6 separate regions of the Homo sapiens genome follow, and regions 1, 2, 3, 4 and 5 are each linked to region 6. A link is a loop called in an ENCODE intact Hi-C map of the cell type or tissue named here. Cell type or tissue: PC-3. All regions are shown on one strand. Region 1 has its middle 48 kb from the start of IATPR. Region 2 has its middle 17 kb from the start of IATPR. Region 3 overlaps NRP1 (neuropilin 1). Region 4 overlaps NRP1 (neuropilin 1). Region 5 has its middle 39 kb from the start of IATPR. Region 6 overlaps NRP1 (neuropilin 1).

Evidence for each region. A loop is a pair of places that touch in the nucleus more often than their neighbours do. Peaks named below come from ENCODE experiments on the same cell type or tissue, not always from the same donor. Only the 100,000 strongest peaks of a DNase experiment are listed, where the experiment ranks them.
Region 1: it touches region 6 in a loop (3-fold over the local background); 3 of 110 quality-filtered maps call a loop at or near these places.
Region 2: a loop joins it to region 6, with 4 times the contacts of the local background. A loop is called at or near these places in 4 of 110 quality-filtered maps.
Region 3: a loop joins it to region 6, with 2.7 times the contacts of the local background. A loop is called at or near these places in 4 of 110 quality-filtered maps.
Region 4: it touches region 6 in a loop (2.8-fold over the local background); 5 of 110 quality-filtered maps call a loop at or near these places.
Region 5: it touches region 6 in a loop (6-fold over the local background); 3 of 110 quality-filtered maps call a loop at or near these places.

The regions. Positions count from the first base shown.
Region 1 is chr10:33,162,210-33,167,209 of GRCh38, reverse strand. No RefSeq gene overlaps it. Among named protein-coding and RNA genes, the nearest start is that of IATPR, 48 kb to the right of the region's middle. In PC-3, no CTCF peak of the experiment used is centred here; DNase peaks (open chromatin) are centred at 2,699, 2,809 and 2,829; H3K4me3 peaks cover 476 bases; H3K27ac peaks cover 1,792 bases.
Region 2 is chr10:33,131,453-33,136,452 of GRCh38, reverse strand. No RefSeq gene overlaps it. Among named protein-coding and RNA genes, the nearest start is that of IATPR, 17 kb to the right of the region's middle. RefSeq lists an enhancer at 1,487-2,686. In PC-3, no CTCF peak of the experiment used is centred here; DNase peaks (open chromatin) are centred at 2,232, 2,692 and 3,652; H3K27ac peaks cover 2,040 bases.
Region 3 is chr10:33,304,982-33,309,981 of GRCh38, reverse strand. The region is part of intron 2 of NRP1 (neuropilin 1); the gene reads left to right. Among named protein-coding and RNA genes, the nearest start is that of NRP1, 27 kb to the left of the region's middle. In PC-3, no CTCF peak of the experiment used is centred here; a DNase peak (open chromatin) is centred at 2,941; H3K27ac peaks cover 2,364 bases.
Region 4 is chr10:33,325,362-33,330,361 of GRCh38, reverse strand. All of the region lies in intron 2 of NRP1 (neuropilin 1), which reads left to right. Among named protein-coding and RNA genes, the nearest start is that of NRP1, 6.8 kb to the left of the region's middle. RefSeq lists a silencer at 2,387-2,681. In PC-3, CTCF peaks have their summits at 730, 2,168 and 2,370 (motif pointing left); DNase peaks (open chromatin) are centred at 1,001, 2,491 and 4,241; H3K4me3 peaks cover 4,819 bases; H3K27ac peaks cover 5,000 bases.
Region 5 is chr10:33,153,180-33,158,179 of GRCh38, reverse strand. No RefSeq gene overlaps it. Among named protein-coding and RNA genes, the nearest start is that of IATPR, 39 kb to the right of the region's middle. In PC-3, no CTCF peak of the experiment used is centred here; DNase peaks (open chromatin) are centred at 879 and 2,019; H3K4me3 peaks cover 567 bases; H3K27ac peaks cover 2,987 bases.
Region 6 is chr10:33,250,361-33,255,360 of GRCh38, reverse strand. It overlaps NRP1 (neuropilin 1), which reads left to right. Exons shown (of 17, transcript NM_003873.7): 6 at 1,167-1,333. Among named protein-coding and RNA genes, the nearest start is that of NRP1, 82 kb to the left of the region's middle. In PC-3, no CTCF peak of the experiment used is centred here; a DNase peak (open chromatin) is centred at 2,360; H3K4me3 peaks cover 1,156 bases; H3K27ac peaks cover 5,000 bases.

The DNA.
Region 1 (5,000 bases), 88 kb after region 6:
AAAAAAGGTATCTATAATAAAATCCCATTGATGTAAATGAAATTATCAAGCCAGGCGTGGTAGCTCATGCCTGTAATCCCAGCACTTTGGGAGACCGAGGCGGGCAGATCACAAGGTCAGGAGTTCAAGACCAGCCTGGCCAACACAGTGAAACCCTGTCTCTAATAAAAATGCAAAAAATTAGCTGGGTGAGGTGGCGAGCCCCTGTAATCCCAGCTACTCAAGAGGCTGAGGCAGGAGAATGGCTTGAACCCAGGAGGCGGAGGTTGCAGTGAGACAAGGTTGTGCCACTGCACTCCAGCCTGGGTGACAGAGCGAGACTCTGTCTCAAAAAATAAATGAGTAAATAACTATCCATCCACTCATCCATTTATCAATATAAATTATACCTTTAAATTACTGCTTTAATAGTAGGAATGTTGATGAATGTTGATTTTTACCTGTCTTTTTCTGTACTTTTAAAAATTTACAGTAACATAAGAAAGAAACTGGTATCAGACTGACAAAAAAAAAAAACAGAAGTGCCAATGCAATTTATTGAAGAGTATTGTGTGCCTGCTTTATTATATATTTTTCCTTTTCCCCTCATTTTAAGCGGGCAGCCAGCTTTGTAATTCCTTGCCTCCAGCATTTTTGCTAGATGACAAGCAGCTGAAGTCAACTTTGTAAAAACATAAATCCATTGAAAAATTAATGTTAAGTATCTCACAGCAAGTGAGGAGAGAAGAATGATTTGGGAGGCAAAGAACGACGGGACTGAAATTCACTGAGAATGAAAATGGAAGGAAGGTCTCTGGGTTCCGTACGTCCCCATGGCAGCACCTAAGAACAGGAGTGAGCTCCACTGATGTACGCCTCCCCATCTGCCTAAAACTCCTCATGCCCTGGGAGTGGAAAAATAAGAGAATTTTAAAACAAAATTCAAAATTATATTTATTACTTTCTAAATAAATCAACTTTATCTTAAAAATAACTAAAATCACTTTCCTACGTTTCATTTCCATGTGTCAGCTATCCTGTTAAGGCATTTGCATTACAAAGAAGGAACTGCATTTGCTGAGCAAAACATTGGCAGGAACAGGTTTATCTCATTATCCTTGTCCCACTCATTACCACTGAAAGAGAGTGTGGCTATTAGAGGACGAAATATCATGCCAGGAAGACACACCGGAAAGGGAGGAGCCCAGGAGCAGGCTGTGATATGTTATCCCAGCCAGAAATCAACTCTGGAGTTAAGGAAACCTGGGTACCTGGAGAAAGTATCAAGAAAAGAAGGAGACTCCACAAAGGGAAAGGAGACATGAAAACCAAAAACAAATTGCCTGTTTACTCACTCCTGAAACAGGTCCCACTAGGAAGATGAGTTTTTTTTTAACCAATAAGTTGTCAATCCACAATCAGATTACACAGCGAGGCAAATGTCGGAATGACCTGGCCGAAAGTAGAGGCTGGGTGAGTTGAGGAATGAATGAGGAGTGAGTGATTGGAAAATGGCACACTCTAGAGAGTATAAGGCACCAGGAAGTGGGGTCTAGATGGTTATATTTGGCTGACCAACACTATGGATCTGTGTCTGTCACAAGAAAGCAACAACTGCTCATAAAACCCAAATGTGAGGAGCACTTGAGGATAGGAGTTTGAGACTAGCCAGGGCAACATGGTGAGACCCTATCTCTGCAAAAAGTTTTTTAATTAGCCAGAGCCAGTTGCAGAGGCTCCCATCTGTAATCCCAGCATTTTGGGAAGCTGAGGCGAGAGAGTCACTTGAGCCTAGGATTGCAAGACTAGTCTGGGCAACATGGCAAAACTGATTCTCTACAAAAAATATGAAAATTAGCTGGGTGTGGTGGCACACACCCATAGTCCCAGCTACTTGGGAGGCTGAGGCAGGAGGATGGCTTGAGCCCAGGAATTCCAGGCTGCAATAAGCTATGATCTCACCACTGCACTCCAGCCTGAGTAACAGAACAAAACCCCATCTCAAAAAAAGGAAAAAGAAAAACAAAAAAACAACACCCAAATGCTAAGAGCCTCAATAACATCTCTGTTTTAGAAACTACCCTCAAAGCAACTCACTCTAGAAAATAAATATTTGCATCAGTAAGTCAGGCTCAAGCCTATCTTTCTCTATTGAGGGTCCAGAAATGTCACACTTACTCTCTCTTGGTATATACCTGACAGCCTCTGGCTGGCTGACCCTTTAGGTTCTCTTGCAAGTCGAAAGAAGGCACCACTCAGTCAACCTCACTCCATGATCTCAGCACCATTGTCAAATCCCTGGCAGCATTTTGGGCTTTCAAGTTCATCTTGATAGTGGCATTATTTGTACCATCACCTGACAATGGTACCCCAGGAAGTCATTCTAGTCTGTAACCCCTGCTTGTAAGCTCCTGCATTTACATGCATTTTGGCTTAAGGGAATATATAACAGGCAAAGCACTTTTCAGTGAAGCACCTTAGAAAAGGAGTTTTCAAAAAGAAATATTCTTATTAGGTCCAATTTTCCCATCATGCTCTGAGTTCCCTTTGAAGTCAGCGGAAGCCCTCCTTGGTGGTGGCACAGCCCGAGCACAGTGATGCATCAATGTGGAATTTGTCTGCTTGTCTCCAGAGCCATTCCTCGGTCCCCGGGGTACAGGAAGATGCAGCAAACATTTTAAAAACACGGATCCACAAATTGACATCTGCAAATGCAAAGTATTCTTGTTACGAAATTGCAAGGTAAAGTGCACCTCCTAATGCACAACAGCCAATTTTTCAGGCTGTGTTACAGTCACTTGAGGCTGTTACTCTGAGCTCCAGGGAACACACTCCACAAAGCACATGTCACGCATTACCATTAAGCCTCTCTAACCCAATCTTGGCAGGAAGCTGAACGGAAACTGTAAGTGAAAAAAAGCTCCAAACACAAAGATCTATTATTTAAATGAACTAGAGTGCTATAGATCATGAAAGACAAGCTATTCCATTTCCCTTCTGAATTAAATGATCTCTAAATGAAGTAAAACAATGCAAAATGTTAATATTTGTATAGTGACACTTCAGCCAATTCAGCCACTTCTCACATCTAGTTAGTCACGGGGCTCTTGAATGATCTGCATTGTACAAACCTTATTTCTAAGTCCATTCACTTCTATTTGAGCAGTGGAGATAAACGTCTTTATTAAACTTTGCATTAACTCTTCATAACTTATGCTAACTTGCAAGCCAACCCACACTATTCTTAATCAGTATATTCATATTCGTATTTCCTCATACAAAAGGAGGATGGAAACCAGAAATATATCAAGATAATTTACTGTGGGCCCATTCTTTGCATTTGTTCTGATCAATAATATTCAAGATATCATTTGTTAGAGCGGAAAGGACAATGGCTTTGGCCTCCGGAGGCCTTGGTATTTATCTAAATCCTCCCTTCTCTCCTTTCTTTCTTCCTTCTTTCCTTCTTTCTTTGTTTCCTTCTATTATTCTTCCATTTCCCTAAATATATTCATTAAGTACCTGTCTGCACAAGGTGTTACGTGATATAAAAAGGGATGTGAGATCTAGATTAGGCCCTCAAGTGATTTGTAGATTTGTGTGGGAAAGATGAGTGACAGGAAGAAGAAGCTATAACATGGGCTTTGAAACTTAGCAGCACTTTGTGTAAATAACCAATTTAATTGTTCATTCTTCATGCAATTTTTTTCAAGTTACTTAATTTTGCTGAGTTTTGGTTAATGCATTGATAAAAATGAAGACAATACCATGGGAACCAAAAACTGGTTGTGAAAACTAAATTGACAAAATGTCTAAAACACTCAGAAAGTTACACAATAATTTCTTTCTTAAAAAATTCTAGACGTGGCTGGGTGCAGCAGGTCATGCCTGTAATCCCAGTGCTTTGGGAGGCCAAGGCAGGCGGGTCACCTGAGGTCAGGAGTTCGAGACCAGCCTGGCCAACATAGTGAAACCCCGTCTCTACTAAAAATACAAAAATTTGCTGGTCGTGGTGGCACATGCCTGTAATCCCAGCTACTCAGGAGGCTGAGGCAAGAGAATCTCTTGAACCCAGGAGGCGGAGGTTGCGGTGAGCCAAGACTGCGCCATTGCCCTCCAGCCTGGGAGACAGAGTGACACTCCGTCTCAAAAAAAAAAAAAAAAAAAAGTCTAGACTTGAAGTCAGAAGAGCTGGGTTCCAGTCATGCACAGTGGCTCACACCTGTAGTCTCAATGATTTAGGATGCCAAAGAAGAAGGATCTCTTGAGGCCAAGAGTTCAAGACCAGCCTGGGGAACATAGTGAGACCTTGTCTCACAAAAATGTAAAAAGATTAGCCAGGTGTGATGGTGTGTGCCTATGGTCCCAGCTACTCAGGAGGAGTTCACGGCTGCAGTGAGCTATGATGGTGCCACTGCACTCAAGCCTGGGCAACAGAGCAAGACCCTGTCTCAAAAAAAAAAAAAACTGGGTACAAATTCTGACTCTGCTACAGGTGCAACATTGGAGCAGTCCTGTAACTTCTGCGGGTCCTAAAACCTCCCTCAAATAAAGGCAGAATTGAATTAGCCTATCATGAACACCTCCTTCTTGCCTAAAAAGTACTGTCATTTATTCCAATGGAGATACAGTGGAGATGTTGGCAGAGGAATTACTTGGGTTGATTAGAAAGATTACATTGGTAGTAGTCTGATAGGGGTGCACGTAGAGTTAGGAGAAAAAGACAAGGATGTCTATTAGGAAAAAGTTTGGAAACTCTGATTGGTGACCATGAGAAATAAAAGAGTAGATGCAGGGACATCTGCAAGTGCAAAGTATTCTTGTTACGAAATCACAAGGTAAAGTCCACCTCCTAACGCACAACAGCCAATTTGTCTGTCTTACAATCACTTGAGGCTGTTATTCTGAGCTCCAGGGAGTACACATGGAGGTAAAACATGAAGACATTAAAAGACAATGGAGGCAAGAAGACTTCAAGAAGATGCTTACTTCTCAGTTTGGTTGGCCAGAAGTATAGCAGC
Region 2 (5,000 bases), 120 kb after region 6:
AACAGTTGTGTGGGCCAAGGGAGGTTAGGCTTGATCTTAGACTAAACCAATTAGCAGCAAGGCTCCCACTCCCCCGTCTTTCTGCCCCACCCCTGCATCAATGCCTGCATTTGTAGCAGTGAACAATCTCTAAGGTGATTGTGCCAAGTTCTAAGCCGGGACTTTCAAAGACTTGCCTGGGTACTGCCGCCTCTGCACATAAACTTTGAGAGCACTGTCCAGTCTGGACTGAGCCTAGCTACCTCTGCTATAAGTCACCTTTAACGTAAGTTGCTCTTTTGGGGGCTTCCATAGTTTAAATATGTTGAAAGTTGGCCTCTAACGTGAGCTTCACCCAGTAGAGCCAAGTTGCATGGTTTATAAAAAATGTTATTTCAGTTATGTGATATCCTTTAAACACAGAAATGCACTGAAAATGGGCCAGGCATGGTGGCTTATGCCAGTAATCCCAGCACTTTGGGAGGTCAAGGCAGATGGATCACTTGAGATCAGGAGTTTGAGACCAGCCTGACCAACATGATAAAACCCCACCTCTACTAAAAATACAAAAATTAGCTGGGCGTGGTGGCAGGTGCCTGTAATCCCAGCTACTTGAGAGGCTGAGGCAGGAGAATCACTTGAACCTGGGAGGTGGAGGTTGTGGTGAGCCAAGATCATGTCACTGCACTTCAGCCTGGGTGACAGAGTGAGACTCCATATCAAAAAAAAAAAAAAAAAAAAGAAAAGAAAAGAAAAAAGAAACATACCGAATATGTAAAAGCTCCCAATTTTAGCTCAGTGGTTACTTGGCAGATATCAACCCAATGACCACAACCAAGGAGGATTGATTGATTGATTGATTATTTTAGATTCAGGAGGTACATATATTTGTTTGTTACATGGGTATATTACATACCAGTGGGGATTGGGCTTCCAGTGTCCCCAATATACCAGTAGTGAACATTGTACCCAACAGGTAAGTGCTCAACCCTTGTCCTTCTTCCATCCTCTCTGCTTTTGGAGCCCCCAGTGTCTATTATTTCCATCTTTATGATCATTCGTACCCATTGTTTAGTTCCCACTTATAAGTGAGAACACGCGGTATTTGGTTTTCTGTTTTTCAGTTAGTTCACTCAGGATGATGGCCTCCAGCTCCATCCACATTGCCGCAAGAATGGTATATATAAACCATGGAATACTACACAACCATAAAAAGAATGAAATCATTATTTTCATTAGTATTCCATGGTGTATATAGACCACATTTTCTTTATCCAGTCAACCACTGATGGGCACTCAGCTTGGTTCCGTGACTTTGCTATTGTGAATAGTGCTGCAATAAATAGGTATATTATTTATATGGTCTCTTTTCCTTTGGGTAGATACCCACTCATGCACTCATAGGATTGCTGGGTTGAGTAGAAGTTCTATTTTTAGTTCTTTGAAAACTCTCCATACTGTTTATCACAGAGTTGAGCTAATTTACATCCTCACCAACAAAGCGTAAGTGTTCCCTTCTCTCCACATCCATGCCAACATCTGCACAACCAAGGAGGATTTAGCAAGAGGATTTTATTCCTTGCAACTAGTAACAAGAACACCTGGGATAACTCCCAAAGCAGTGCCTCCTCGAGCTGGGGGCTAGGTCCGGTTTTATAAGGATAGGGTAATAAGGTGTGATCTGATTGGATTTCACAATGAAGTGATGTCAAAAGCCACGATCTGACTAGATCCTGCCATGAGGTGATGCCAGGGCTCGATCTGATTGGATCCTGATCCTGCCCTGCAGTGTCCGCTTCTTATTTCAGTCCCCACTCCTCAGTCCAAGCACTTAGGTTCCCCTGTGGTTGCATGCCTTGGCTCATCAGGGCATGCTCATGATCTTCAACCTGGGAGTCCCGGGCAACTGAAAAACAAATCACAACTTTGTTACATAAAAGTTGAACCAGATTGGTCTGGTGCAGCTACAGCACTGGCAATAGTGGAGCCATGGGCTGTGTGTCAGCTGGCAGATGAGCTGGCAGATGATCTGGAAATTAAGGTGGCTGTTTTGCCATCCCGTCTCTTTGAGCTGGTGGAGCCTCTAAGCTGGGACTCTGAGCAGAATCTAGAAATGACTGGTTATCTCCTGTTCACTGATACTCGTCGACTGGAAAATATTACTGGGTACTGAACTGGCACAACTCTGCCTTGAAATGACTCAACCTGCATGAGTGGGGTGAGTCATCGCCCTCTGCCACCTTACAGCACAGGCCCCACGTGTTGGTTTTTATTACCCTGCATAAGGTCCAGGCCTCATTCAAGTAGGACTCCAAGGCTGCCTGTCCTCACTTCCTCCATTAGGAAAGAGGTGACGAAGGTGGATAACAATTTTACCACCTGGGGATGTGGATTTCTGCCTTCTATTCGTCATTCCTGACATAGGTTTGGCAAGTCTGTGGGTGCCTTTGCTCCTTGCTCGCAGCTAGAACTGAGAATCCTAACAGCCAGAGAGGTTATTATTTTTCTTATGTTGTCACTAGATTCCAGCTCTGAAATTGCAGGTAATTATCTCTCAATGACCAGCATGCCATCTTTCTCCTCTCTATTTTACACCCAAGCAGGCAGGATGGTTGCTGTATGGTGCATTTTTATTTAATTAGCTAAAAGGCTTGGATCTGCTTCTGTTACCCATAAATTAATGCCCATTGCAGCATGCCATGTTTATTAGTCATGGTGTGGGATTAGATGTCAAGAACAAGAGCTTCATCTTCATCACTGGGCATTGTCCTGTCCAAAGAAAGCAAATGGTTGAAGAGACCAAAAACAATCTGGAAATCCTGTAAGTAGCATCACATAAGCAAAGCAAAGTAGGCTTTGGCAAAGGGAACACATTCAGTCCCCTGCTAAGAAGAGCCACTGCTGAGCTGAAAGCCCCCATAGCTCTGTTAAAAGTGAGTTAAGGATCTAGAACCAGAAATACCATTTGACCCAGAAATCCTATCACTGGGTATATACCCAAAGGATTATAAATCATTCTACTGTAAAGATACATGCACACTTATGTTTACTGCAGCACTGTTCACAATAACAAAGACTTGGAACCAACCTAAATGTCCATCAATCATAGACTGGATAAATAAAATGTGGCACACATACACCATGGAATAATGGACAGCCATAAAAAAGAATGAGTTCATGTCCTTTGCAGGGACATGGATGAAGCTGGAAAGCATCATTCTCAGCAAACTAACACAGGAACAGAAAACCAAACACCGCATGTTCTCACTCATAAGTGGAAGCTGAACAACGAGAACACATGGACACAGGAAGGGGAACATCACACACTGGGGCCTGTTGGGGGGTGGGAGGCTAGGGGAGGGACAGCATTAGGAGAAATGCCTAATGTAGATGACATTGATGGCTTCAGCAAACCACCATGGCAAGTGTATACCTATGTAACAAACCTGCATGTTCTGCACATGTACCCCAGAACTTAAAGTATTTTTTTAAAAAAGTGAGTTAGGGCACTATAGGAACTGGGCAGGACACACAGCCCAGCCTGGTGGAGTGAACCATGAAGGTGATCCTTGAGTTGAAGCCCAAGATTTAGTAAGAGTTGGCCAGGTGGAGGGTGTGAGCCTACCATTCAGAGGGAGTAGACACATGAACACAGGAGAGAGAAACTGCAGGTGGCGCAGTAGAACTGCAGAGGGGAGAAAGGCACCCTGGGTTCTAGAGGGCAAGGCAGCACTGGATCAGGAAGGTCTTACATGATCTGCATGAAGGATTTTAAGCAGCAGAGCAGCATGATCAGAAGTGCAGTTTCTAAAACTTATGCTGGTGGAAGAGAGGAAGAAGGCAAGAGTGAAAGTAGAGAACCCAGTAAGGAAGCCAGGAAAGAAATGCGGACAGTGGCTGGGCTCTGTGTCTCATGCCTATAATCTCAGCGCTTTGGGAGGTGGAGGCAGGAGGATTGCTTGAGCCCAGGAGTTTGAGACCATCCTGGGCAACATACCAAGACCTCATCTCTACAAAAAATAAAATAAAGAAATAGCTGAACTGGTGGCACATGCCTGTGGTCCTAGCTACTAGGGAGGCTGAGGTGGGAGGATTGCTTTGAGGCTGCAGTAAGCTGTGATTGTGCCACTGCACTTCATCCTAGGCAACAGAGTGAGATGCTTGCTTAAATAAAAAAAAAAAAAGAAGAAATGTGGATAATTAGAAACCTAGGCAGTGGTGGTAACAATGGAAAGAGACAGAGCAGACAGATGTGGGGGACAGTGTGGGGCAGGGGATGTACTGGTCTTTGAGGTTGGTCATCTGGGAGAACATCAGAGCCACTCACTGCAACCAGACACCCAGGAAGGGGAGCAGGTCGGCAGAAGAGGGCACGGGAAAGAAAGATGGAATGATGGCATGTTTCATTTAACCCAGGTTGAACTTGAAGCCTTCCTGTCATATACAGTGTGCACCCATGTGGACTAGTCGCACATGTTCAGGTAACTGTAACATCCTCTGTGCCCCATTGTGACCCTTTCTGCCACCCCTACTGGGGACACAGAAGGAGAAACTGTAGTTAAGTGCAGTGTGAGACTGGGGAAACTGATCAGCTGTGATCTAAAGCAGGGATCCTCAACCCCCCGGGCCATGACAGGTACCAGTCTGTAGCCTGTTAGGAACTAGACCAAACAGAAGAAGATGAGGGGTGGGCAAGCAAGGGAAGCTGAGCTCTGCCTCCTGTCAGATCAGTGATGGCATTAGATTCTCACAGGAGTGCGAACCCTATTGTGAACCGTGCACACGATGGATCTAGGTTGCATGGCCCCTTACGAAAATGTAATGATAGACCAGGCACGGTGGCTCATGCCTGTAATCCCAGCACTTTGGGAGGCCGAGGCAGGTGGATCACAAGGTAAAGAGATCGAGACCATCCTGGCCAACATGGTGAGACCCCATCTCTACTAAAAATACAAAAATTAGCTGGGCTTGGTGGCGTGCGCCTGTAGTCCCAGCTACTTGGGAGGCTGAGGCAGGAGAAT
Region 3 (5,000 bases), 55 kb before region 6:
AGCGAGACTCCGTCTCAAAAAAAAAAAAAAAGGCAAATACAGCAAGAGAGTAGGTCCTATTTCGAACATTTTGAGAGGCTTTTAAACATTGCAGGTAGAGATGTGCAAAAAAGAACTTGAGAAACGGGAAACTGGGCAAAGCTGGACATAGAAATGTGGGAATCACTTGTTGGCTAAAGCTGTAGAAATTGACTTTTCGTAGAAGGGCAAGGAGAAAAAGAAAAGAAATAAATGTCTCGAGAAAAAGCCCCCTTGATGGGATGGATTAAGGTTAGAGGGTGTTCCAAGGACAATGGGAAGGCGTTATGAGAGAGGTACCAGTTACAACAGTGTCTTGCTACAGAAAGCTGCTGATGTGAGCATTTCAAAAACGGAAGCATTGTTCACAGTGTCAGGTGCTAGAAAGAAATACAGGAAATTGTGGACATGGGCGATACAGTAACTAGGCTCACCAGGACCCTTGAGGCAGCAGCTTCACCCAGCCCTTGGGGCAGTACATCCTAACACAGACATTCAGCATTGAATGCATATGAAGAGACACCGCGCATTTCTTTGGATTTGAAAGAAATACACGCAGAACATTCTAAGACATTCGAAGCAAGATGATCAAGATCTACGGTGATAAAAATGTATTTCACCATGTAGTCTTAAGAGGAAGGGTGGAATTAACTTGGAAAACTTATGTAGCCCTCTCACAGAGGGCAAATATGTTTGATATCACTTAATACTTCTGACTGATTAGTAGTGGCCATCTGTAGTACATTTGAGAAACTTCTTAGAAAGAAATGGCTTAATAGGTTGCAGTGTTCAGTGTGGGCAAGAGGAAAAAGTGGCAGCACAAGTGCCCCAAAACTGCCATCTCTGCTCCATCTATGAAAAGATAATGTGATTCATAAAAATAATATTTTAGAAAATATTTAATTTTTATTACATTAAAAAGTGGACTGTTTTGGAAATAGGTTAATACTCATTTTTAAATGGGTACTAACTTTATTTGGGGCTAACATTTCTATAAATTAAGAAGAACTTTATTTGGGACTAACATTTTCATAAATTAAACAAAAAGGCATGTATATTTATTTTTCTTGAGCACAAAATTATCTGAAATGAATTTTAAAATATATATTTTTGGCATATATTCTTTCTGCTTATTTTCTTTGCATTTAGAAATATGCATTTTTTAAAAAAATTGAGGCCAGGCATGGTGGCTCACACCTGTAATCCCAGCACTTTGGGAGGCCAAGTCAGGCAGATCATTTGAGGTCAGGAGTTCAAGACCAGCCAGGCCAACATAGTGACACCCCATCTCTACTAAAAGTACAAAAAAATTAGCTGGACATAGTGATGCATGCCCATAATCCCAGCTACTCCAGAGGCTGAGGCAGGAGACTCACTTGAACCCGGGAGGCAGAGGCTGCAGTGAGCCGAGATCGCGCCACTAAACTCCAGCGTGGGCGACAGAGTGAGACTCCATCTCAAAAAAAAAGAATAATGAGATTATTTTCTATAGACAGCTTTTATCCTACCATTTTCTCTTGAAATTACATGTAAAACATTATATTAGGCTCTTAAATATATATATTATATACATATATATGTATATATATAAAACTTTTGTTTTATATATAAACCTGTACGTGTACAGGTTTGTTATATTGGTAAATTGCATGTCACAAGGGTTTAGTGTACAGATTATTTTGTCACTCGGGTAATAAGCACAGTACACAATAGGTAGTTTTTTGATCCTTTCCCTCCTCCCACCCTCCATCCTCAAGTAGACCCTGCTATCTGTTGTTCTTTGCGCCCATATGTATTCAATGTTTAGCTCCCACTTATAAATGAGAACATGCACTATTTTATTTTCTGTTCGTGCACTAGTTCATTTAGGATGATGGCCTCCAGCTGCGTCCATGTTCCTGAAAAGGACATGATCTCATTCTTTTTTATGGCTGCGTAGTATTCCGTGGTGTACATGCACCACATTTTCTTTATTCAGTCTGCCATTGATGGGCTTGTAGATTGATTCCATGTATTTGCTATTGCTAATAGTGCTATAAAGAACATATGTGTGCATGTGTCTTTATGGTAGAATGATTTATATTCCTTTGGGTATATACCCAGTAATGAGATTACTGGGTCAAATGGTAATTCTTTAAATATTTTTAAAAACAAGCATTTGGTAAATCACATCTTTCTAAAATAATTTTTATCTAAATGGCCTAGAATATTTAGGACATTTTCAATTTTTCAAGATTATAAATAATTATAAATTATGATGGAATGAACATCTGTATGCATAAATCTTGATGTATGCTTAGGGATTTCTTTAGAAGAGATTTCTAGAAGTGTGGTTGCTGAACTAAAGAATAAAACCAGTATTAAGACTCTTGATATATACTCCAATTTGCTTTAGAAGATAATTCATGGAGGTAGGGGAGGTTGGGGAGGTTTACTTTAAAACTATATCTATGTTTTCAAAGAAATTGATTTTTTTTTATGGCACAAATTGATATTTTAAATCAGGAATTGGCACACTTTCTGAAAACGGCCAGATAGGAAATATTTTAGGCTTTGCATGCAAGACAGCCTCAATCTCAACTGTTCAGCTCGTCCGTCATACTGTGAAAGTAGCCATAGACAATAGGCAAATGAATGAGCATGGTTGTGTTCCAATAAAACTTTATTTACAAAAACAAGCAGTCAGATAGGTTTGATCTACAGGCCATAGTTTGCTGACCTCTGTCTTAATTGAGAGTCCTGTTGTTTTGTGAAAATATTTGAATTGTGACTGTCAAGAATTGGGAGGCATGCTTTGCAAAATTCCCTTTATGAAGATTTGAGCCTATGGGATCATGAATCCTAGTTATAGTCTTGGGAAGGGAGTAAATCTGCTTTTGTTGCAAAGCGATTTGGAAACTAAGCAAGGAAGCTATGAATCAGCCTGTCATTTCAACATATGCAGAGTATGGAAAAGTCCATAAAGTTAGGCTTCTGTTTGCCTCTGTCAGGCAGCTGTAGCTCTGCCCTGAGTCTTTTCTTTGTGTACTTTCTTGAGAAATTCAGTCCAACTCCCACAAAAGTAATCACAACCATGTTTGCAAGTTAATTTCACACAATATTGATTCAATCAAAGTCTCTATCACTCATTAATTCCAGCATTTCTACACAATTCCTAGGAAAACAAAGCTTGAAGCTGCAAGGAAAGAGTCATCTGAGAAATAACTTTGTTCTCATGAAACCTACCCCATTGGGAATATTTTTCCCAGATGTTAGGCATACAGTTGCTTTTCCTTAGGTGACCCTTTATTGAGCAGCTAAAAGACATCATTGACTACCTTTAACAAAAGTGTAAATAACAAAGGAAATCAACCATAATTTCTGAAATAATATGTCTTAATTAGCAGTTATCTGTCAAGGAAATTGTAAACTGACCACAGGGATAAGATATGTTTTACCATATTAAGTCGTTGCCTGGCCTGTCTTAATCTCTTGTTGCTTCTGAAGGTGCTTTGAATTCAGAATCTTTATGTCAAAATAGAGGATGAAGGAAGCTGCTTTCAGTGATTCTCAGATCTTACATAGATGCAGGAGCGTGCACACACACACACACACACACACACACACACCCTTCTGACCCGCAGAATGCAAAAGCAGCTGCCTTCGTAAACACTACATCAGAGTCCGGCAGTGGTTTAACACTCATTGTCCTGCCTCTTTTATTTAAGCCAGAGAAACAATGTCAGCTGGATGCAGACAGCTCTCTGCCATGAACAGAAGTGTTTTTGCAGGCTAGCCCAAGCAAGTCACAAAGAGTTGGGGGGAAAAATGGATTTAGCCTTTGCAAATTAATATAAACAATCACTTCCCTACATGTATGACAGCTGGAGTGAAAATTTTGGTTAGAAATATTTTTTACTGGCCTGGCACGGTGGCACGCCTGTAATCCCAGCACTTTGGGAGGCTGAGGCAGGCAGATCACGAGGTGAGGAGTTCGAGACCAGCCTGGCCAACATGGTGAAACCCCATCTCTACTAAAAATACAAAAATTAGCCGGGCGTGGTGGTATGTGCCTGTAGTCCCAGCTACTCGGGAGGCTGAGGCAGAAGAATCTCTTGAACCCAGGAGGCGGAAGTTGCAGTGAGCTGAGATCATGCCATTGCACTCCAGCCTGGGCAACACAGTGAGACTCTATCTCAAAGAAAAAAGAAAAAAAGAACAGATTTTTTTTTTTTTTTACAAAGAGATCCCAAAATTGTGTTCCCGTTATCATAGACTTTTAGTCATGGTATATGATTTTTTAAACCTATAGAATTTTACCCATGTACTGTTTGGCAGCTAACGGAGAATCTGACCTCTCTAGTTGATGGGTAGAGAAAGTGGAGTTTAGGCAGGAAGTGACTTGCCCAGTGAGTGGGTCCACAGTGAGAACTTGGTTCCCAGGATTCCCGAGACAACGATCCCCTCACTGAACACACTTGTCTTCAGCCATATTGCTTTCCCTACTTCTTACTTTTCCAGGTAATGCATAATCACGATCTGGTGTTTGGGAGTGCATGCACCCATTTTGCAGCTAGACCTTCAGGGGTTTATAACTTATGCTGTGTCATCCTTAAGGGCAGAACAGGGACCAATGGGTAGAAATTATAGCCCTAATATACCATGAAAAGGTTTCCAACATGCATCAATTATTATTTTCCTAGGATGTCCACATTATATCTTGAGCTATTTTGACTTGAAAGGTGCACAAAAATTTTTTAAATCATTTTTGTAGATTATATATGTTTGTAAAGTGCCATCCAGCACATTGGAATAGTTATTCACCTAAATATATGATAGCAGATCTTCAGCACTGAGTTACCAATGAGATCACACTAAATCATTGATTCACATTCTCCTCCCCATGTGCTATGGAGTAGTTTATTGTACTACCACAAAGTGCTCATGCCTAGGCTGGCAGAACACACCATCATGGAGCACAATGCTCTACAGCAAGTCATTCT
Region 4 (5,000 bases), 75 kb before region 6:
TCACTTGTATTTTTACGAAATACAGTGGATCACTAATATACATCGCATCCACAGATAGTGTGATTGGAGATCTCACTATTTGAGATATATTGAACTGTGGCACATCTTATGATTTAAGAACTGCATTCATCTTACTAAGTAAGTTTGACATGGAAAAAGCAAATTGAATAAAATAAGGCCTACAGGATAAGCCAGATGAGGGGTTTTGTAAATGGTGGATTACTGATTAAAATACTTTTATGGAAAATGCTAGAAAATAATTGTTAAGACACGATGAATACAATGGGAACTCAAATACACATCAGTGTTTCATCCACCTGCTTAGTCTTGCTATCTCTTTCTATTGTTAAGTTTCTAAACATCAACTTATGCCCAATTTCGTTATTATGAAGACATTCTCACTATAGAGACAGTCGAAATTATATTTCCTCACTTTATGTGAAAGAACTGGTATGTGGATATTGCTTTCCACAGTATCGAAAGTATGTTTTTACCTTGCACGTAGCAGTCCACTCAGATACATGTTTGCTCGTCTCTCTTAACACCCAACAGACCCCCTGTCTCTGTCTTGTCCACATTATCCCATTCTGACCCACTGAAAGTGGTGTAGTCTCCAGAGACTTGAACCTGAATATCCATCTTTTAAGTTTGTACATATATAAATAGTTTTATCAAAGAAAAATAATCGATTTAAATCTCAATTCTAAAGTGTTTCTCAGGGACTGAGAGGTTTTCACAAGTTTTAAAGTGGGTCAGTTTGGTGTAACCGTATATGATATCTACAGACTACTGCTACCGCTGGACCTAAATATTATTTTGCAAGTATATTCATTGTTAAAGACAGTCTATTTGAACACACATTTCTTTTGGGAAAGAACAGAGTAATATCAAAATCTTCCTACCTGTAGGAAGTGCTCGACAACCTGTTGAGTTGGTTTAGTAAACTAGCTTTTCATGGTCAGAGAGATGAGGTCATTTGGTTCATTCAACATTTTAGTATCTAGAGAATTAGCATAAATCCACAGGCTGATGACCAGTTTCCAAATAATCAGTGTATACTACAGTGCAACAAAATTACACCAATTCCAATTTATCTTTGCTTTGTGATTCAGAAGTGCCTCAGGGCATTATATTGACTTTTTAATTGTGTATGGAAGTTACCATTAATAGTGTTCCAGTGACTGCTTGGAAACAAAGAGTTCATTGTATTGATTTATTTATTTTTGCTAATATTCTTTATGGTGGTTTTTACAGTGTCAATCACCTAGACAATCTGGAGACTTGTTTTCTTTTATATTTGATTTACTTCATTAGTAGTAGCAGTAGTTATTAGTATTTGCTTTTTGACCATGTTTAAACTGCTATAGGAGAAACTCTGGTAAAACATACTCAAGTAATAACATTATTCCAAAAAATAAAGTGCTGTTAGAATTCAATAAACTGACGTTTACTAATTTCTAATCTGGAAATCATGACCATCAATACGTGTAATATAATACTTAAAGAATTCAGAATAATCACTAGTTATTGGCAGTGATGTGGTGGTAAATGTTTAACAGCTGGCTCTTTGGAGAAGACGAGTCAAGTCCTCATTTGTATGTAGCACATGCCAATTTCTGTGGTGTAAATACTCTCATCATAGCCAATTTCAAACTAACCATGTGATGTCACTGTGCCCAGACTAGCAAAGAAATGTGCACAGTTGGTTCTTATGAGCTGGTGGGCGCCAGATCCAGCACACAACTGGAGTAGAAATTTAAGAAGGGAAGCCAGTTGAATCACTTAATATATGTAAAGGGCTTACAATTCTATTTGCACATACATTTCTTCTGGGAAAGAACAGAGTAATATAAAAATCTTCCTACCTGTAGAAAGCGCTCAACAACCTGTTGAGTTGGTGTAGTAAACTAGCTTTTCATGGTCAGGGAAATAAGGTCATCTGGTTCATTCAACATTTTGGTGCCTAGAGAATTAGCATAAATCCATAGGCTGATGATCAGTTTCCAAATAATCAGCGTATACTAATTATTACAACAGCATCTCACAGTATTACAATGGTGTCTAGCTCACAGTAAACCTTAAATAATGATTTGTCATATCATGGTGTCAGGTGGGGTATAATGGGATTAAAGGAGCACCTTTTTGGTTAGTTTTCTTTTTAAAAAGTACATTAAAAGATGATTGTAATTCACAGAAAATGACAGTTTTAGTGATATCAGCAAAGTATTTGAGAAACTGACATGGCCAAGAAGATGTTACATAACAATCTTAATAATGGTGACTTTGTTTGTTTTTTTAATGCTACAGAGTAAGGTGATTTCTTAATTGTCCCAACTGAGGCTTTGCTCTCTGTGAAGGTGTCATCTCCTGGCCAAAGCTGAAAGGCTGTTATATTTAGCCTGATGAAGTCAATGGAGATTAGATCCATGGAAAATATCTTCCTGCTGTGTTTTGAAGTGTTGCATTGTGAGCTTTTTATCAATGAGAAACTCCAGAAAGATATAGGAAGACCAGCATAAGGCATTCCTTTCACTATCTTTCTAAGCTGATTCATATGAATGACTAGTGCTCAGTGTTGAAGGGTGCATTTGAGATTCTACAAATGTGGCAAAATACTTACCTCCTTTTGTGAAGGCTTTGAGAAGAATCCACAGATTTAAATTTTACAGGGGATTGGAATGCCCTAGGGGGAAAAAAAAAACCTGGGAACACCAGAAATTATTTGAAGAACAAATTCATAGACTTCAAAGTTTAGATTAGATTCCTACAAACATAGTTTTGTTATTAGGGTTTTTTTGTACTTTATATCAGGCTATTTACAAAAATGGATTGGAGGTGGCACAAAACTAGGCACAGTTAAAACCACATTCTGAAAGCTGGTGAGCTTTTAGTTATCACTCTTGTTAAGAACAAACTATTCATCTTATTTAAGACATTTAATATTTTTCCTTGTTCCAGCTTCATTATATGTCTGTTGGCAGTAAAAAACATTTGCTATGCTGATGTCATAGGGTTACTAGTAGGATCAAGTAGTAGATAGGAAAGCCTTTTTAAAAGGTAAAAGTGACCCTCAAAATAAGTTATCATTATTATGATATCTTTAACAAGTTGGTGATTTTTAGAACATTTGGAAATATGAAACTAAACATACGTCAAAACTAAATCTATTGACCCAGTAATGAGATGATTTGCACATGATACACCCTGCATTTTCTCTTGAAATGGTCAGTATTTGTATAGTCAACTTCCACCCTGAGAAAGCTTAAGAAATCGATGCCTTAGCACATTTGCTTATTGTGAAACATCTTTGAAACCCAAGTAAACAGTTTTCTTTTGTAGAGTATAGGGATGGTTAAGTCATTAGACCAGCTACATAGTCCTGGTAGAAAAAAAAAAATTTTTTATTTAGATTTTTATTGTTTTATGTATAATTAGGTAAAAAACATCATTTCATAATCTTAACAATACAGTATACAGTCACAACTTCTCATGTGAATAGCACCAAGACTGACCCAGTTCATGAGTTAATTCTGGATCATACTTTGCAAAATGGTGAAGTTTTTGCAGTGGCTGTCAAAGGTGGATACTTCGTTAGGAAAATTAAATGTGTAAGTTGTGCCTCCATAGTTTTAACATGCAACATTCTGTGTCTATGCCAGCACTGAATGAGGTTTCATTACAAATAAGCATCAGAACCATAATACTATAACCCCTTAATTCTTTTATTGAACAAGATGTGGTGTAAATCAGTCGATCAACAGACCAGTGGAGCGTCTGTCTGCAGGGCTAACACAGAACTAGGATTTTTTCCCAGCTATATATATGCATGATTTTATTATTAGATTGAGAGGATTCTAGAGAATGCTCTGACCGAAGAAGGTGTTGAGGGAGAGGAAGGAATGTTGATTTCTTTTTTGCCAGCAAAATCCTGCACACTTGTGAAGTGTCAAAGCATAATTAAAAATAGAAAAGAAATAAAGAAGTGACCAGTGGAGAGTTTTCGGAAACACATGTTCATTGCACATTGAAAATGGTTTTCAGTATGTACATCGAACTAGTTAGATCTTACTCCACTAAAGTTTTCTTCAGTGGTAAGGCAGACATCTTGAATCTCATAAAAGTTTATATCTGTATAATAAACAAGAATGTCATTGATATGGTAGTTAGAATTTATGAAACTTCTCCAGTTTCCCAGCAATGCACACAATCAGCATGATAATTTATAATGGTTTGTGACAAATACTGCTGAGCAAAGAGGTGTATGGTTACATTCAGATCAGATGTCACCATCCGGGGAGCAATAAAAATTTCACAGACATTGGGTTAAAAACATTAAGGAAATGAATGCAAAGCTCTAACAAAAGTCTAAAAAGGTGGTAGCATTGGGGGACTCAAACCCAGTAGTGCTTTTCCTACTGACAAGAAGAAAATCTTACTTACCGACTTCAGTGTCTGATTTGACAGTGCTGTTTCATATCATGGCACAGTTGCTTTTTTCAACTATGATTTAGATTTGTAATCTCTCCTCTGTGTAACCAACAATAGGCATGTTTTTCCTAACTCAGTGCGTTCAAAGGAAGATCGCATACTTGTAACTTCGTAAGAAGTTTAATCATAGTGAAATTATAAGCAAATAGAGATGATATTCGTTTCAGAATTTTGTTGGGATAATTCAGATATTGTTCCTTTAATGCTAGTTTTTAAATTACCTAAATTATTAAAAACTTTGAAACAGTGCTAATGTCTTTTATTTTCAGAGAATATAAACTTATGGAATGAAAAATAATCTGCCCTTGGTTTCTCAAATCTGATTATTCCCGCACATTTACATTTATTCCTGCACATTTACACTTATTGGCATTTTTTGGAGTGTAAGTTCCATTTTCTGTTTTCCTGAGTAATATGAGTAATATTTTCTGTTTTAATCTTTCTTTATTATTACTAGCATGGATTTTTTAGGATTAATTTGGATTTTTAAAAAATGTTACATTAAAATACTA
Region 5 (5,000 bases), 97 kb after region 6:
TTACAGATCTTTAATATTCTTCATTGATCTCTTCTCTGTGGCTCTTCCTTGGAAGAATCGTTTTGAGCTAATTCTTACTGTCCTACGGCAGGGCAGGCTCCTTCCTAAGCCAAGGTCAAGCAAACACTTACCAAGACGCAAGGAAGAGGTAAAGGTGCCTTGGTGCCCCCTCTCTCCGTAAGTGCAATTAGACAGTTGCCCATTTCAATCTGAATATATACAGCTTGACTAACTGACTCGCAGCCATGCCGTCCATTCATTTCCACTTGAATATGTACCATCCCCTGAAGTTTATTATAAAAAAATTGACCCGTACCAGGTTTTTCACTATCAGAGAAAGAATCAATGCAGTAACCTTGAAATAAAATTTTAAAAAATTATGAATGTCTGTGGCAGTCATTTTTCACCATTTTGTGGCCTTACATTTTTGTGGCTTTTGCTCATTTTAATATGCTGCTTGGGTGCCATGATCCCTTTTTGACAGAGAAAAAACAAAGGTGGTAACCACCTGACCAAGTTCACCCAAATAAACACATAATGGCCAAGGCAGAAATGAAACCTGGCTCCTTGCAGAGAAACCTGACTCCTGAAATTCACTGTCACTTGTTTCAACTCTTTTTTGTACTCAGCCTTGTCTCAAAGACTAATGGTCTCTATTTCTGTGCAGCTCCAGGAGGAGTTGTTAGTGAGACACAGAGTGGAGGGAAGAATAGGATTTCAGAGGGGACAAGAAGGAAAATGCCGGAATCTTGCAATATTAAATCATGGAAATGGAGATGGGAACATATAAGGTCCCGTAATCTTAGAGGTTCACATAGCATTAGCTCTTCAAGAAATAGTATCGGAATATGATGCAATCCCAGTGGGACTGAAAATGTGTCATTTCCTGTTGAGGAGCAATGACTTTTAGGTATTTGGTGCCAATGTGTCTGCATGCTGTTCTAATAGGAAAGAGAACAAGACATTGGTGGGGATCATTGCTGTCAGAGAAGACTCAGGAGTATATGGTCCTTCCTAGCACACTCGAGGGTAGGGTCTCTGGATGATACTACAGAGCATTTTCACCTCCTCTGGTATGAAGATTTTCAGAAAACCAGCTGGTGACCATCTCACTCCATACATAAAGGAAGTGTGGGCAAGATGGTGTAGAGGAAACCCAGCAATGGACTGGACTGATTGAAGAAAAGAATCAGGAAAGAAAAGCCGTTCCTCAAGAGCCTCCTAAGGAATCTTGGTTATTTAAGATATTTCTATAGAGACGATGGTATAGACTAATGTTTATGGGAAGTGCCATATACAACTACATCCCTCTTGAAGAATCTCAGTGTATCTCACCACACTAAAGCCATTTTGATATGCTAAAGTACACTTTAATCCAGAATTCCCCAAATTTACTTACTCATGGAAAAATTTGCATATTCAATACTTTGATAATGTCCCCATTCTAAGAAATGGTTGAATAGCAATAGACTAAGAAACATATTTGTTTGTACAAATGAATATCAGGGCACATTATGGTTAGAAACTTTACCCCAAGATGTAAAGAAGTGATTCTTGAGACATTTGGTCTCATTGAGCAAATAAAGGACCAAAAAAAAAAAAAAAAGCCTTAGAACAGTCTCGATATGCAAGACTGCGATGTGCGATGTACAGGAATCTCTTAGGGAGAAATTCTTGGCCAGAATTTACAACTTGTTCCCTATCCGTTTCTATCAACAAATGCTTCATGCTAATGAGTCTGGCGTTATCACTCATCATCATCTCCATGTTAATCACCGTGATTGCCTCAGTTGTGCGTTTATAACACTAAGTTAAACAATGCAGACAACACTTTCTTCTTCCCTGACTGTGACAGTGTATCATAATTGAGTCATTTCTGCCCCCCTGGTCACCTTGGTATTCTCGGAAGTGCATTCTCTGTATATTAATCCTCTAGTTAAATATTGATAGCAAGCCTCTGCCTTCATATTTACTTTGTTGCTCCATTATTGCTACATACGTGGTGATTATTTGTTTCTGTCTTTTCAGCCTGTTTAATCAGGACTGAGTCAACGTTCTCTATGTTTAACCTTCTTGTCCAATCATTGTTGGAGAGTGTTTTGGAGAATATTCTGAAATCAGCTTGGAAAGAATTCTCTGCACTTGGTGTATGCCCCATCATAACCAGTAGGGGTCAGAAGGGCATTTCTCTCTGGGGTCAGGTGGTTGGTGGTGAGAAAGCAAAGTCCTGGAGGCATTGTCTTGGGTTGAACATCTCTCCTTAAACATTGTCTCCAAAAAGTAGATGAGAGAGAGAGACAGAGAGAGAGAGAGAGAGAGAGAGAGAGAGAAATGTCACAGGGCCAACCTGACAGCTCTTGTGTTTTTAATGGAGTGTTGGCCCTGGAGCTCTCACAGGATATGAATTTGCAACAAAAGTGGCTATCCCAAAAAGGGCTATGGAGTGGCAGAAAATGTGCCTGCCAAAAATAGAGACCTGGGTGCGATCCCTGGTCTTGATGAGTGTCTATTGGAGATTTCTGGGCAAGTAACTGAACTCTTTCCATTTGTGCCAGCTGATCACGGTCTTGTGAGAGCATTAAGTGATACATGAACAGGGAGCATATTTGAAAATACACCATTCTCTGCTACTACAGAAAGATGCACTAAAGCATAGAAATGGAAATATCATCCTTGAAGGCAAGCAAGTCATTCTGCTTTAATGAGAATGGTGTGTGTGGTGGCAGTCTTCAGCTCCAAACTGAAAGCTGTGAACCACCCCCAGAGCAGAAAGACCACCATTGCTTCCCATATGTGTGTATTTTAGGAAGGGGTGATGATTAAGTCTTAGACACCATTTTTGTCACTACCAAAAGAAAAAGACTAAACAGATGTTCTCTGGGCCCTTTCCAAGCCCTGGTTTATTTTGTTCATCAGTGACTTCGGAAGTCTCTTCCCGACCCTTCACTCTTGCAGAAGAGAGGCAAGTAAGAAGTGAATCTTTCAGAAGATGACAATCTGATTTCCAACAATAGTGTCTTGCAGTTTAAAGATTTTAAATAAGTATCATTTGCAAATACATTGTTTAAAGTTTCCCCAGAGATTGCTAGTAAGGCGAATAGCCCTTTGCATTGGTAGAGAAGGAGGACAGAGTCCTAAGTTTTCCAGCGATTTTCAGGTGATCCCTTCCATTCTCCAAGTCCAGGGGAATTTGAGGCTTCTGTGGCATTAGTGATGCCGACAGGCATAAAAACTGAAATCTGAATATCTAAGCTCTGAGTAGTCTGCTTGTTTTGTGTTTGACCCATTATTCAATGGTTGGTGAGTATTTGCCATTCCTCTAAAACTTCGTATTTTGTCACGTTGCCATACTTCTGGAAAATGCCTGGAATACTCCCTCCCCATTCCCTTGGGATTTTCTACTCATTCTTGGAGCTGCAGCTCAAATTTTCCATTCAATGAGATTCTTCTTTGTCCCCGCAAGTGAGAGAGAGAGAGACAGCCACCATCTGTGTCTCCAGAGGGCCTTGTACAGGCGCTATTTATAGCAGCATCATATTATAATTAAATTATGTATTTGTTTTCTGTATTTGTCAGGCTATGGTCAATAAAATAAAGCCCTTTCCAGGTAGTTCAACAGGAGGAATTTAATGCAATAAGCCAGTTACAAAGATGTTGAGAGAGTGAATAAACCAAAGAAGACGTAAGGGGGCATCTCAGATTTTAGTTACACTAGGAAGCTGCTAGCAGTCACAGGGCTAAAAGAACAAAGGTAAAGCATAAGCTGTTACCAGAGCCCAGCAGTCAAGGCTCCCTGGCTAGATCTGGTCCAGTGGAACTAGGATCACTGGAACACCACCTGAAGCAAAGAGAGATGGGGATGATTCTCCCACCATCTACCCAATACCCATCCTCCAATCTCAAGCCAGTGTCCCCACGGCCTTAAACAGAGACCAACGCCTGTTGCTAAGGCTATCTGGGAAATGCAGATTTCAGAGAATGGCCAAGGACTGGATGTGACAGCAAAGAAGCAAGTAACTGCCTCCCATACCCATCTCTCTCAGTAGACACAGAGTTTCATTCTGATTTCTCCAGCACAAGAAAGATACTACACGAGTTTGCTGAGTAAAGTGCTGAACTGAAAGTAAGATCCATTTCCTTTGTATTCTTGTCAAAGGAGCTTATGCCTCTTTAGAAAAATAATACCAACCTTCTTAGCCTAGCCTAAACCATTTTCTTTTTTCCTCCCTTCAGTTACGGTGTTTCCATCTTTGTCTGTTGGCTTTGTACAGTCTACACATTCTCAAACTTCCAGGAGGATGAGAAGCCACTGGTAATCTTGTTTGAAATTTGCATTGAATTTAGTTCTCTGCTCCCAAGGGCCCTGCTCTGTAGGCCAGTCAGGCTAAGAAAGGAGCTGCTTTGCTCTCAGAAACTTTTTAAGTCTTTTCGTTACCAATTTGCCAGCGTGAGCACATAATGAGGTCTTGGAGTAGCAGATAGGGAATTCGTTTCTCAGCCAAGTGGCTGAACTTGTAGCCATCAGATCGTGGACCATTATCTATAATCACTTCACAGATATTCCACAAAGATAATTTTCTTTGTATGATTAAAAAAAAAAAGCCAGGTCTTTCTCAAGGCTTTCATTAAGCCTGGGCCAAAGCAAGATGAGCTCATGTTGATACCTAAGAGGGTGTGTATCTCTTCTCTAAGATGAAACCATGGGGCTTCAGTCCTAGCTGTGAAGCTACCTTCCAAGAAGCAACCAACGGTAACTATATGAATGGGCGTTTACTAGTCTCTGAATCTCTGGGCTGTTTCCCATTCGTCAATTTTTACATGCAGGATCTGTGTTGGTGATGTCTATTTGTCATGACATTCCTCAGAACCTGCTTATACATCAGCTTAGCACCAGATTCCTTGCTCAAGTTCAGGGGGATACAAGATCATAAGCTACTCTGTGGAGAAACAAATCTGGAAAACTCCATGAGAAAAAAAAGTTCTTGTTTGAGAAAGATGGG
Region 6 (5,000 bases):
CTACAGATATGCTCATATCTTCTACACCAGATCTCACTGGAAAATAAAGAGGCCAGTGAAATTTCAAAATCTGATTTGTATTTTATTTAATTGATTTATGTATTTTTGTGCCTGTAAATAATTGTTATATTACAAATAACAAACCTAAGCTTAAAAATATGAAGCCATTGCAAGAAAACCTTGTATGCCCTAAAACCTTATCTGTTATTGATAGAAAATTCAGAAAATGGGGAATTTTGGTTAGTTGAGATTTTCTGGATGGTTGAGAATCTTCCCTTTAATCTCTAAAGCTTTTTTTCACTTGTGTACTTTGGATAAACATTTTCCTAAAACTGAAAGCTCATATTCCCAGTATCATCAAACTGAGGATGTTAGGCCTAAGAGAATATAGATTTTGATGTTTCACTGGCCTTGAAACACCACGTCCCTGCTGAAGGCCCCTCCCTCCAGGGACATGTCCACCTAATGTGCTTCTTTAAACAAAGCAATCATTCTTATGCTCACTGTTGTGAGCATTATGATTTTATGCTCTAAAACTGTGGTGCTTTGGGGCCGTGTGACAGTGCAGTTTACCCCCAATGCATAACTGTGTTTTGATAAACTAATTATGTTAATAGTCATGCAGGCCAGAGGTGGGGCATAAGAACAATGGAAGTCAGGAAGAGGTGGTCTGGGTGCCAATAGTAGAATCTGAAAGACAGGGAGTTAAGTTCTACCATCCATTGAGTATGAATTGTAACTAGACATAGAGTCTTTTTTCAATTCTCTTCGATATTAAAAGAAATAATTTAATACAAAAATTTTATTTTAAATGCAACTTTTTGTGTGTACCCATATGACAGGTAGAGTCACAGATAGTTACAAACACACACACTCAACTGTGAAAATAAATCAGAATTTTCATCATTTCCTGGTAAATTTCAAATAGTCTTTTTGTCAACCTAGGTCCACTTGGGAAAATTATTAATCACTGTATGATCTTCATAATATTTTTAAATATTGCCATGAAAATCCAAGTATCAGTGCTATATTCCAATAAGTCCCTTACTACCATCTTTTTAAAGAATTTTGAATGAAAGAACTCTTTGGTGTATCAAGTTAAAAAAGAAAAATGCATCTTAAATCCCCTATATTTTGATGACTGTGGGCCCTGTTTTTCCCTTCAGATTTCAAATGTATGGAAGCTCTGGGCATGGAATCAGGAGAAATTCATTCTGACCAGATCACAGCTTCTTCCCAGTATAGCACCAACTGGTCTGCAGAGCGCTCCCGCCTGAACTACCCTGAGAATGGGTGGACTCCCGGAGAGGATTCCTACCGAGAGTGGATACAGGTATGCAGCATAAGATCAAGCCTATCTAGGATTGAATAAGTTTTTGACCATCTAGAGAGGTTGTTGAAAGAAAGTGGTACTGTGCCAAATGGCCTCCAATGAGAAGATAGGTTCACGGCCATCAGGTATAAATCACTGCAAGAGAAGATAGGTTCACGGCCATCAGGTATAAATCACTGCAAAATGAGCCCATCGCTACACGATCAGAGAAAAGCAGGCCCAAGATGACATCCCTGAAAACGCATTTATCTTCTCAGATACTTATATACTACTCTTCCGAGAATGTGACTACAAGTGTCTCACTTTGATAACAGCTCCAAGATCTGATTTTTCCCAACTACACACTGTCTGTTAATGGGCTTCCTATTTTGACATGTTTTTATTTCCTGGATGAAATATATGAATCCTGTTTATAGACGTGTATGAAATAATTGTTTCCAATAATAGGTTTCTGTTTGTTCAGGGTAGGAGAAGGGAAGGAAAGGTTGGAGTGTGTTTTTCCATGTAGGTCTATATAGCACACATCCAAGAAGGGGGTTTGGTTGAAGGCACTCTCCATTGACGAGATATCCATGTTTAGGCATGAAATGTACATATTTGTGTCTTCATTAGTGATGCTACCTCTGCTTTCCTCGCTTTGTTCTGGCATTCCCTTCCTGCTGTCACTTACATATCCCCACAGACACCTCGTCTGCCCCACATCCCCACCGCTGACCCCATTTTCCAGCCGTCTAATCTACCCCCTCTCATCGCCGGCACCACTCCTAATGCCCACTTGCCCAACCTTGATATCTGGGTATTCCCACCCAAAGGCCTGATGCTGACAGTCCTGAGTTTTTCACTCACTGTTAAATGAAACATCCATAGCTGGATCTGTGGGTTAAACTGTGGGCAAATTATACAAAAGATTATTTGCTGAAGGATCCAGGCTTCCTTTTCAGGAGAATAGTCAGATCCTGTCTTACGTTTATTGCTAGATATAAAATGACTAATTCCCAGAGAGAGTTTCTAAGCAAGAAAAAAAAAAAAAACCACAAGATGATTAATCCTCTACTTTCCACATCTATTGCTGCTTCAGTCTTTTGAGCACAAATAGCAGATTTTGTTTTACTTTGGAAAGGTCAATATTAGTTTAACATACACTTAAAGTGAAATGGCCTATTACAGGAGACTGAACTCACGCTAACCTCCAACACTGAGAAATATGTAGAGAGTGAGAAAAGATGAGACGTCTACCTTGGGATTGCTGAATCCATCTCTAGATTAAGACAGAAATGAAATGAGTTTGCCAGTGTCAAAATAGTTCTTGGTAACTTGTTTTCCCACATCCCCAAACCAACAGGCAGTTCAGTATGATTGACAGATGTGCCTCTCGGGGGAAGCTTACATTTTGCAGCACTAAGCATGTTTGCATGGTAATGAAACAGGAAAGGTCTCCTTGTGTCCCTCACAGGGCGTGCGATAGGGGTGTGGCTCGCTTCTTCAGTGCCCCGCTGCTGAAACCTCTAGGGGAGCATACAGATGGGCAGGCAGTGGGGCTTCGACCCCACGGCAGTGTCTAAGGCTGAATGTTTACAGCCGCAGCCCCAGTGGGCGCGTGTTACAGGTGCTCTTTTGCTTTGCCGTCTATAGGCGGCTTGTGTTCACCAGCTCAATTAGACCCCCTTCCTTATCACAAGGACAGAGGGATTTCTGTATCCCAGGGTTTCTTGCCTTGGTGTACGGGAAGATTCGGATCACACGTGGTCTTGGAGAATGCGTGCAAGGTTTTATTGCTGGGGGAGCCGGAAGGGAGATGGTTTTCTCCTGGACTCTTCTCCAACAGCTCCGGTCAAACTCCACGTCGTTGTGCTTGTGCCTGTTGGTGTGCTCTTCTACCGGTGGGCTCTCGACGATCAGCCACTTGTGCCTTCTTCCCCCAATGTGTTCCTCACGATATCCAGCCGCTTGTATATCTGCCCGCTAGGGTCTCGGGTTATTAAAGGCCCAGGATGGGGGCGTGGTGGGCCATGGTGGTCTTGGAAAATGCAACATTTAGGCGGGAAAGCAGGAGTACCTGTCTTCACTTTGGTCCGTGGGGGTGGAGCCCTAGCCAGGGACTCTCCTTTCTCTACCCTGCACTTCCCTTCCCCCTTCTGTACCATTTAAAGGGACCGCGCTCTTGCCTTCCCAGCACTCCCGTATCAGTAATGTAGTCCCATTCTTGGTAATGTGGGGAGCTCTCACTAAGGTAGAAATGGTGGTCTTCCAGGAGCTCTGAAACTGCAACTGTAGCAATTCTTCTGCGCAAGGCAATTCTCTTGTCAGTAAAAACACTAAGACTACATGGCCTCTCACAAAGCATTTGTGAACAGAACAGATTTACATCATTCTTTGGAGTTAGACACAATCTGAGATTGCCCCAGAAGAAAAAAAAATCTCAAATCATCCATCTCTTTTTGCCAATGAGAAAACATGATCAGGAGAAGCAAGGTAACTCAAACCCCAAAAACTAGAGGGTTTTCTTCTTGCTTATGCCATGTTCTATGGCTGGGCCAGCTGGGGTCTGCTCTGTATCTTCTCATGCCAGGACCCAGACTTGGGGGACAGCGTCCTCTGAAATGTTGCCTGCCCCAAGGCAGAGTGTATTAGTCTGTTCTCACACCGCTATAAAGAACTACCCAAGACTGGGTTAATTTATAAAGGAAAGAGGTTTAATTGACTCAGTTCTGCATGACTGGGGAGGAAACTTAGAATCATGGCAGAGGGGAAGCAGGAAAGTTAAGATCATGGCAGAAGGGGAAGCAGGCACGTCTTACATGGCGGCAGGTGAAAGAGGCGAGTGAAGGAGGAACTTCCAAACCATCTTATAAAACCATCAGATCTCATGAGAACTCACCCACTATCATGAGAAGAGCACGGGGAAAACCGCCCCCATGATCAAATCACCTCCCACCAGGCCCCTCCCTCAATGCTGGGGATTACAAATCAAGATGAGATTTGGGTGGGGACACAAAGCCTGACCATATCACAGAGGGAGGAAGATTGCAGCTCATCATGATGGTTCTTGGGTCTCCCTGCTGGATAACTTCCACCCACCTTCACTGCCAAAGCATATCACAGAGCCACACTTAACTTCTGAGGGGCAACAGGAAGCTGTGGCCCCACCTGGCTAGAGGGAGGAGAGCTTAAATGATAATTGTCCTACTCATACGACACTAATCCTTTATCAAGTCCAAAGAATGTGGCCCGATCTGTCCTAAGTACTTGAATATTTTTTATCTGATCCTCACTGCAATCCTGGGAAGGAGGTATAATCATCCCCATTTTAAAAACGAGATTGCTGAAGTTCAGAGAAACGAGTAAACACTCAAGGTCACAGTTAGTGACCAGGCTTGGAAACAAGGTCTATCAGACTCTAACACCCACTTGTTTATATTACAGTATGCAGGATTTTAACCATTTATTCCCATTCATATACTTTCAAGCCTATTTTATGAAATGTCCATCACCTCCCTGCTGAATCACGTTGAGATGGGTTGGGTGCTTCCTATTTCTAAGCCTACAATGCAGGGACTTTGCTGCTCCATCCCTCTGAAAGGTGAAAGTCACAAAAGCTTAGCTTCAGGTTCACCTTGAGGTAAAATTACCGTTTTTCGCCTTCCGAGCTCAGCAGGCTCATTTACAT